Linked DNA regions of Homo sapiens: region 2 is linked to region 1. The links are chromatin contacts, found by Hi-C or POLR2A ChIA-PET in ENCODE. All regions are on one chromosome and are shown on one strand. Each heading gives the region's core, a stretch centred on a gene start or an enhancer-like site at or near the end of the contact. The rest is flanking DNA. Distances are from core to core; before and after follow the strand shown.

Region 1 (4,421 bases), core at 1,300-3,799:
ATTCAATATTCAGTAAGCTATCTTAATGTCTTTAGCTAAGTTAGCATGGCAGACTGGCTATGTTATAAATTTGTATCTATAGAATGAAAGAACAGTGTTGTTTTATCATTTGCAAGTTTCTTACTGTTATAACATCATTCTTTGAAGCATAAACTTTGAATTATAAATTTAAGAAATTAATTTGTATTACATTTAAAAATAAGATCCCCAAATTTATATTTATTGTATTTATGTTATTTATAACTACTTGTAATTACCATTTATTTAGACACAACTCATTTTTGCCAGGTAAATCCATAACTTTATATGTTTAGTATACTCCATTACAAATGCCTAAATAATAATCAGAATAAATAAGGAATGTAGGGTCACTAATTACAGATTAAGCATTTTTAATCCAAAAATCCAAAATCCAAAAATGCTCCAACATCCAAAACTTCCTTCACCGACATGACGCCACAAGTAGGAAATTTCACACCTGACCTTGTGTGATGGGTCACAGTCAGAACAAGAAAAAACTGTTTCATGCACAAAATTATTAAAAATATTGTGTAAAATTACCTTCAGTCTGTGTGTATCAGATATATATGAAATGCAAATGAATTTCATGTTTTGGCCAGGTGTGGTGGCTCATGCCTGTAATCCCAACACTTTGGGAAGCCAAGGCAGGAGAATCACTTGAGCTCAGGAGTTTGAGACCAGCCTGGGCAATATAGTGAGACCTTGTCTCTACTAAAAATTAAAAAATTCAGCTGGGTATGGTGGTGCCCACCCATGGTCCCAGCTACTCAGGAGGCCGAGGTGGGAGAATCATTGAGCCCGGGAGGTTGAGACTGCAGTGAGCTGTGATCGTCCCACTGCAATCCAGCCTGAGTAACAGAGGGATACTCTGTTTCAAGAGAAAAAAAAAAAAGAATTTCATGTTTAAACTTGAGTCTTATCCCCTAAATATCTCATTTTATATATATAGATGCACAAATATTTCAAAATTTGAAACACTTCTGGTCCCAAACATTTCAGATAAGGGATATTCAGCCTGTAGTATATATCTGTCTATATTAGTATGTGTTAATAAGATCCATACTATATGATACCTGTGTGTACATAGGCTCTTATGTTACAAACAGGCATAGTTTATAAATAATGTTTATGTATAGGTTACTTCTTTTTTATTTGTGGTTATGTTGTAGGCTAGCATTAAATTTTACTAGAATCATTACCATTTCTTGGTAATTTTGTATAGAGACAAAAGTATGGGAATTGGAATCCTAGGTTCGAATCTTATCCTGGCTCATTAATTTAGTATTTTGGGCAAGTCCATTTGATTATTGAATCACTCATTCCATACATAATTATTAAATGTTTTTAGTCTAAAGGAGTTATACCAAGCTATGAAAATAGAGCCCAGTTACCATTCATAACTTCCATTCATAGTGGGGAATAAAGACAAACAGCTAATTACAATAAAGCATGATCAATGCTACAGTGAAATGAGGAAGAGCCATGGGGCACAAAGGACAGGCTGTAACCCATGCTCCCAGGCCACAGTACCTTGGCTTTGCAGCATTTATCACAGGCGTCATTAAGTAATGGTATAGTTATTTGTTGAATGTCTTTTTCTCCAGTTGGGTGCTAAGCCATGCAAGTGCAAGGACGACATCTGTATTGTTCACTGCTCTGTCCTCGGCATCTTGTGGAGTCCTTTATTTCTAGATGGCACTCAATAAATAACTTACAGAAAAATGAAAGCCAGGCACAGCTTATGGAGGAAGTGCCATAACGAGTAGAGATTTACTTAAAGGGTGAATAATAGCTAGGCAGGCAAAGAAAGGAGTTGTCAGAGAAAGATGTTCGAGGCAGAGGGAAGAGGCCTCTTTCCTCCAGGCCTGGAGGTAAGAGCAGTATTGTTCACAGGGCAAAGGAAGTCTTGTCCTTCCATCTAATCTTCAATTTCCTGATCTTTCAGGAAGGGCAGAAATAACGCCTAGCTCAGAGTTGTTGAGAATTAAATGAAATTAATTTAGAGAATATGTATTTAAGTGCTTATAAGCTCTAAACTGGCCTAAGAATATTATTAAGGTGGAGAATTTAGCGCTTGAGATGAGAAAACAGAATTCAGAGAGAAGATAATTTTTCTAGTATTATATAGAATCTGGGTTTTTCATTCCGAATTACCTCCCTTATGCTTTAGAAGAAAAAATGTCTTTAGCTAGTACCTAGTAAAAAAGAACAGCTGATCATTTTATTTTAAAAAATTCCCCAGACCATTTCACTTCTATTATATTTTCTAGACAGTGCACTTAAAACCTAGGCAAGCTTTTAAACTTTTTAGCCACTAAACGTTTCACAAGGGAAAACCAATATGGGTCAGACCACATATGGAGTGTTGTATTGTTCCAAGCATTGTGATTTAACAGGAATACTGAAGAAGTAAAATTCATATAGAAAGAATGTTGTCAGTATGATAGAAGATCTAGAAGCCATGGCCTGTGGGATATGACTGAAGAAAGAAAAATACTGAGCTTGAAGAAAATAAAAGAGGAATGTGGGAGATTATTTTTGTCCCAATTTGTCATTTCCTGTAATAAGTCTCATGGTGGCTGGAATGTTCTTTTCTACCCTTTGACTTTGAGCTCAGTCATGTGGCTTGAATTGGCCAATTAGTGGTTATGATGTAAGTTAGAGGCTTAAAAAGTATTTGCATGATTGGACCTTCCTTCTTGGACTCTGGTGCCATGAGAAGAAGATACCTTGGGAAGTTAATGGCCACTTAGCCTGGACCCTTGAATGAATATACCCAGAGCCACACAGAGCCCACCCCAGGAGCTTGCAGCAGAGTTTTCCAGCTGATCCCAGCCTTTATCAGCAATGCACAGTCAGCCTTTAGACCTGTGAGCATGAGAATAAATTTTTGTTACTGTAACCCAATACATTTTTTATCTTTCATTCACTTTTCTATTCGTAATATTTTAAGAATAATCTCTACAGTGTGGCAGTTTGTTAAAGTTTAGACTCGACTGAAAGCTCTTTGTAAGCAAGACTATCTCAATACCTACATTTCCAAATTCCAAAGTAGTAGAGAAAGTATAACATCTCCTAATGATACAGAAAAAATGATCAACAATAGATTGTAACCTGCAGTTCTTATCCTTTTATGATTTCATTAGAATCTTAATTTCTTGTAATAAGTTGTCACAACTAACTGCTACTGTTTATGATACAGTGATACTCTATACGCTGTATATATCATCGAATTTGTATTTTTCATTATCTGTTTTCTCTTTCTCTTTTTTTCTAAGAGATAAGGTCTTGCTCTGTCACTCTGTCACTGGAATGCAGTGTTAATGATCTTAGCTCTCTATAACCTTGAACTCCTGGGCTCAAGTGATCCTCCCACTCAGCCTCCCAAGTAGCTAGGACCACAGGCATGTGCTGCTATGCCCAGCTAATTTTTGTATTTTTTGTGGAGATGGGGGTCTCCTTATGTTGCCCGGGCTAGTCCCAAACTCCTGGCCTCAAGCAATCCTCCTGCCTCAGCCTCCCAAAGTGCTGGGATTATAGGGTGTGAGCCACCACGCCTGGCTTGTTTTCTTTATATCAATAGTGTAAGCCTTTCTTTCCAGCTGCTCAAATAACTGAGAATAGAAAATTGTACTTTTTGGAATGCACTTTCATTAAATGGATATGACCTATCATAGTCTCTAGTAGCTTGTGATACATTATGAAATGCACACATCACAGGCATCAGTCTTCAGGCAGTGTGTAAGCAGGCAGCTCAGTGTATTGCTTCACAGTCTCTAGCTGAAAGAATGACATGGGCTGCGGCTGTAAGACTTGATGGCTCTTCTAGGTATGTTTCAGGCCACACTGAATCACTGATGTCTCTTTCCTCACACGGATGAATGGCTAGGCTCTGCTGACTACCTTTCGGCGCAGTTGAATGACTTGCACTTCTCCATTCTCTATAGACCTTGTTTCTTCTCATGGGTAAAATTGTCCTTATTTTCGTCAGCCACTGCTGCCTTTATTTTTAGTTATTTATTTTATTTTATTTTACTTTTCTTTTTTTTTTTACTGAGACCGAGTCTTACTCTGTTGCCCAGGCTGGAGTGCAGTGGTGCGGTCTCGGCTCACTGCAAGCTCTGCCTCTCGGGTTCATGCCATTCTCCTGCCTCACCCTCCCCAGTAGCTGGGACTACAGGCGCCTGCCACCACGCCTGGCTAATTTTTTGTATTTTTAGTAGAGATGGGGGTTTCACCATGTAGGCCAGGCTGTTCTTGAACTCCTGACCTCAGGTGATCTGCCTGCCTCAGCCGCCCAGATTGCTGGGATTACAGGCGTAAGCCACCGCACCTGGCCTGTTTTTTTGTGTGTTTTTCTTCTTCTTCTTCTTTTTTTTTTTTTTCTTGAGACAGAGTCT
Region 2 (4,421 bases), core at 716-3,215, 90 kb after region 1:
TTTCTCCAGAAGACACTTGACTTCACATTATTATGCTCCCTCCTGGGCCCCTGACATTGTTCTTGAACATTCTCCAATGCTGGAAGTTTAAATGCACCAGGCAGAGAGCAGATCACACTTTGACCCCATTACTCAGCTTAACTCCTCTCCACCTCCAACTTTGGGTTCATGCTGACATTCTACACCTCAGTGATTTTTGCTTTGACCTGTCCTCTAAGGCAGTTAAAAACCCAAGGAAACTGCATGAGAATTTACAGAATAAAAGCTGTGCTCTACCCAGGGGTAGGCAGTCTCCTTCCTCAGAGTGAGGCGAAAGTGGAGTTTTGACTACAAACTTCCCCAGTCCCAACTTGGAGAATTGGGAGAGGAGATAAGGAGGAGGGAAAGGGAGAGGGAAGAGGAAGAGCAGGGAAAGTAGGGAAGAAAGGAAGGGGAGGGAGGGAAGAGAACAGGGAAGGGCAGGAAAAGAGAGAGAAGGGAGGCAGAGCTGCCCCAGAGTGAGAGGAGCAACCAGCTATAGGAAAGAGGGCCAACTAATGGCTGTTTCTCCCTTTGGTCTTGGAGCAACTTAGGACTAAAGAGATTTCCAGGGAAACTTTGGTCTCAGTGCAGCTTTCGTAAAAGGAAACATGTAAAGTTTGTGGTTTTAAAACTTGATTTTCACTTTTACATCGCTCCTTTCTCCCAACTTCTGTTACATCGCTTCTGTTTCTCCCTGACCAGATGAGGGAGATAATATCAAGCACATCATGCCAGCTAGTTGACTGGAATTTAATTAAGAGTTATCCACAGCCTGGCTCCCCTGCCCTTCCCCATGGGCACTGTGACCTCCAAGAGAGGAGGCTCAGAGCTTTTATGCTGCTGAGCAGGACACATTTCCCACCACCACTGCCTCGCCAGGAAGAATCTAGTTTCAGCCAGTAAAATCACTTTCGGTCCAAAATCACTTTCTTATTCCAAAAGATTAATGAACCAGCCTTGGCTGTACACGTGTTAGCTCACTGGCCCGGCGTGAGCCCACAGTTCAGGTCCCCTCTGCCACCTCCTCCTGTCACTCCACGGAGCCTCCATTCAGTCCCTCAGCCTCCAGCCTTTTGGGATTTAGTGTTCTAATTACAATCAGAAATATGCTGTGTGTGTGTGTGTGTGTGTGTGTGTGGTTTGTGTGCGTGCGCGCGTGCGTGTGTGTGTGTACGTGCACACACACGTACATTCAGCATAGTAGAGCCCTCCTGGAGAAAAACAATGATTAAGAATGGGATGCATCATCCCTTTGACTTGTAGGTAAGACTTAATGGTAAAGATCCTCTCCTCCAAAGAAAAGCGCCTACCACTGTCTGCGGGTTCTGCACAGGGGCACAGCAAACCTTTCTCTGTGCTTACCCCAATCAGAATGCCACAGTCATGTCTCTACTTTCTAAACGTGGATCAGGGGAACGCTGTTTTAAATCTTGGCTTTGCATCTCCTCCCTGGTTAGCAAGTTCCCAAGCCACATCTTCAGAGCTGGCGGTGCCCGGGAGTACACGCAAACATTTTAACACCAAATCTGCGCCAAGCGCCACTAGAAAGCAACGTGCTTCCCGACCCAACCTCAGCAAAGGAAAACGGAGCATCCTTTCTTGAGAATCTACTATTTGGTACTACACCTTCCCTGCTCCCCGCAGCAATGATTTTACTTTATCATTGAAGAGCCTTCAGCCCAGGGGCGGCTGAGCGCTCAGGAGTGTTAGGAAAGAAGCAGGCGGAAACTTTACCGTTCACTGGGGCCGGGCTGGAAGGCTGTTCCTTTAAGATCACCAGCAGGAGCACGGCCGCCGCGTGCAGGCTGCGCCGGGGCATCTTCGCGGGCTCCTGCGGGGCGGGCGCGGGCTGTGCCGGGGGCTCCCGGTGGCCGCTCGCTCTCCAGCTGCACACCGGGACCGCGTGCGCGCAGCCTGGGTGCCGTGGCGAGTACGTCCGCCCTTCGCTCTCCTGGCTTCCCCGGGCAGCTTTTATGGAGCAACTCAACGCCAAACACTTGATGTCATCGTGCGGGGAGGGGGTGGGGGAGGAGAACGCCCTGCCCACCGGAGGGCTGGCGCCCCAGATCCTAGGTGAGTTGTAGCCTTGACTTCAGCAGCACTCTGCGGGTCCCCGGCGCTCCTCTGGGCCAGGGCTGACCCAGGAACACAGTTCTCCGAGGAGCTGCTGGCAGGCGTGGGTGAGATCCGCCTGTCTCACATCCAGAAGGGTGCGTCTAGGGATTCCTTCAGTGGCATGCCCTTGGTCTGTCACTGGTCCTGTAACAGCCCAACGAGTTCACCTTGCCCGCTGCTTAGACAGAGCCCATTTATCAAGACAGGGGAGTTGCAATGGAGAAAGTAATTCACGCAGAGCTTGCCGTGCCGGAGACCGGAGGTTTTCGTTCCTTTGTTTGTTTGTTTGAGACGGAGTCTCGCTCTGTTGCCCAGGCCGGAGTGCAATAGCGTGATCTCGGCTCACTGCAACCTCCGCCTCCCGGGTTCAAGCGATTCTCCTGCCTCAGCCTCCCGAGTAGCTGGGATTACAGGCACATGCCACCATGCCCAGATAATTTTTGTATTTTTAGTAGAGGCGGGGTTTCGCCAGTTTAAGGCTGGCCTTAAACTCCCGACCTCAGATAATTCACCTGCCTTGGCTTCCCAAAGTGCTGGGATTACAGGCGCCCACCACCACACCCGGCTAATTTTTCTAATTTTAGTAGAGACGGGGTTTCACCATGTTGGCCAGGCTGGTCTGGAACTCCTGACCTCAAATGATCCACCTACCTTGGCCTCCTAAAGTACTGGGATTCCAGTACTCAAATCAGTCTCCCCAAGCATTCCGGGAGTTGTTTGTTTGTTTGTTTGTTCAGACGGAGTCTCCCTCTGTCGCCCAGGCTGAAATGCAGTGGCATGGTCTTGGCTCACTGCAACCTCTGCCTCACGGGTTCAAGCGATTCTCCTGCCTCAGCCTCCTGGGTAGCTGGGATTACAGGCACGCGCCGCCACACCCAGCTAATTTTTGTATTTTTAGTAGAGACGGGGTTTCACCATGTTGGCCAGGCTGGTCTTGATCTCTTGATCTCGTGATCCACCTAAAGTGCTGGGATTACAGGCGTTGAACCACTGCACCCTGCCTCTGGGAGTTTTTAAAGATAATTTGGCAGATAGGGGCTTGGGACTTGGGGAGTGCTGATTGGTCAGGTTGCAGATGGGATCACAGGGGGGTTGAAGTAACGTTTTCTTGCAGTCTTCTGTTCCTGGGTGGGATCGCAGAACTGGTTGAGCCAGATCACACACGGTCTGAGTGGTGTCAGCTGATCCATCCAGTGCAGGGTCTGCAAAATAGGATGTTAGATTTTACAATAGCGATGTTATCCCCAGCAGCAACTTGGGAAGGTTCAGACTCTTGCAGCCTGACGCCGCAGGACCCCTAAACCATAATTTCTAATGTTGTAACTAATAGATTAATCGTACAAAGGCAGACTGGCACCCAGGCAAGAAGGGGGTCTTTTCGGGAAAGGGCTATTATTGATTTTGTTTCTGAGTCAAACCATAAACTGAATTCCTTTCTAAGGTTAGTTTGGCCTATGCCCAGGAATGAATAAGGACAGCATGAAAGTTAGAAGAAAGACTGAGTCATTTAGGTCTGATCTTTGTCACTGCCATAATTTCCTCAGTTATAATTTTTGCAAAGGCTGTTTCAGCCCTACTCAGAATCCCCCAAGTATAGTGCCATTTGGGCAAAAGCCTCCTTCATGCTTTTTTTTTTTTTTCTTCAGGTGCCTGCCTGGACTTAGCACAGGTTAAGGAACTGGACAAGATAGTTACATTCACATGAGTTTCTGCCAATTGTTCAGTGCATCCTGATTAAGTTCTTACCTTCCAAGTTGAGATGCAAAGAGATGAACTGAGAATAGGAGAACAGCACAGTGGGGTACACATGAAGAGCTTATCACAATTCCCCTTAGTAACGGGTAAGTAGATGGGACTCATGCTGGTTCAATACATCATTCCATCCTCACTAGGAAGCTGGGAGAGAGGGTCCCTCTTTTGGGGTGGCAGCAGAAGAAAGGGACTTACATTATTTACTGAGCACCCGTTGTGTGTCAGGCACTTTTTTGGGGGGCTTAGAACATGATACCCCAAAGTATGGCACCTTGGCATGCTGAGTACTTTGAACTGAAGGAAACTGAAAAGGCCTCAGAAACAAGGTCTCTCTGACCTTCTCCCATCCTCCTGTCTCCTGCCCCTTCTTCTCCCGCTAAGTGAATCATAGAAACCAGAATCCCTCTTCCCCAGGCAGGTCATAGAAAGTAGAGCCCCTCTCCTCCACAGCAAGCCATAAAATCTAGAAACATCACTCTCTCCCCTCTCCCTTCTCCTTTAAAGACCCTCATTCGAGAGGGGTCCTGCCCCAT

Evidence for each region. A loop is a pair of places that touch in the nucleus more often than their neighbours do. ChIA-PET counts read pairs that join two places held with the same protein, here RNA polymerase II (POLR2A). Pooled maps may share reads with other maps.
Region 2: a loop to region 1 is called in a map of endothelial cell of umbilical vein, with 3 times the contacts of the local background. The contact joins the promoter of CA12 here to the enhancer-like site in region 1. A Hi-C loop is called at or near these places in 14 of 168 maps with a recorded cell type or tissue (CD14-positive monocyte, GM12878, GM20431 and 9 more), 2 of 37 single-sample maps with no recorded cell type and 6 of 50 pooled maps. POLR2A ChIA-PET finds 5 or more read pairs at or near these places in 6 of 52 experiments (AG04449, BJ, HEK293 and 3 more).

What each region holds. Positions count from the first base shown.
Region 1 is chr15:63,289,107-63,293,527 of GRCh38, forward strand. The region is part of intron 4 of APH1B (aph-1B gamma-secretase subunit); the gene reads left to right. Among named protein-coding and RNA genes, the nearest start is that of APH1B, 14 kb to the left of the region's middle. Within about 2 kb of position 2,550, at least 3 of the 41 ENCODE cell types and tissues checked have a DNase peak (open chromatin) inside an H3K27ac peak, as active enhancers do; they include endothelial cell of umbilical vein, where a contact is called at or near this core.
Region 2 is chr15:63,379,881-63,384,301 of GRCh38, forward strand. It overlaps CA12 (carbonic anhydrase 12), which reads right to left and starts at 1,966. Exons shown (of 11, transcript NM_001218.5): 1 at 1,756-1,966. The coding sequence starts at 1,840. RefSeq lists enhancers at 1,650-2,170, 2,171-2,690.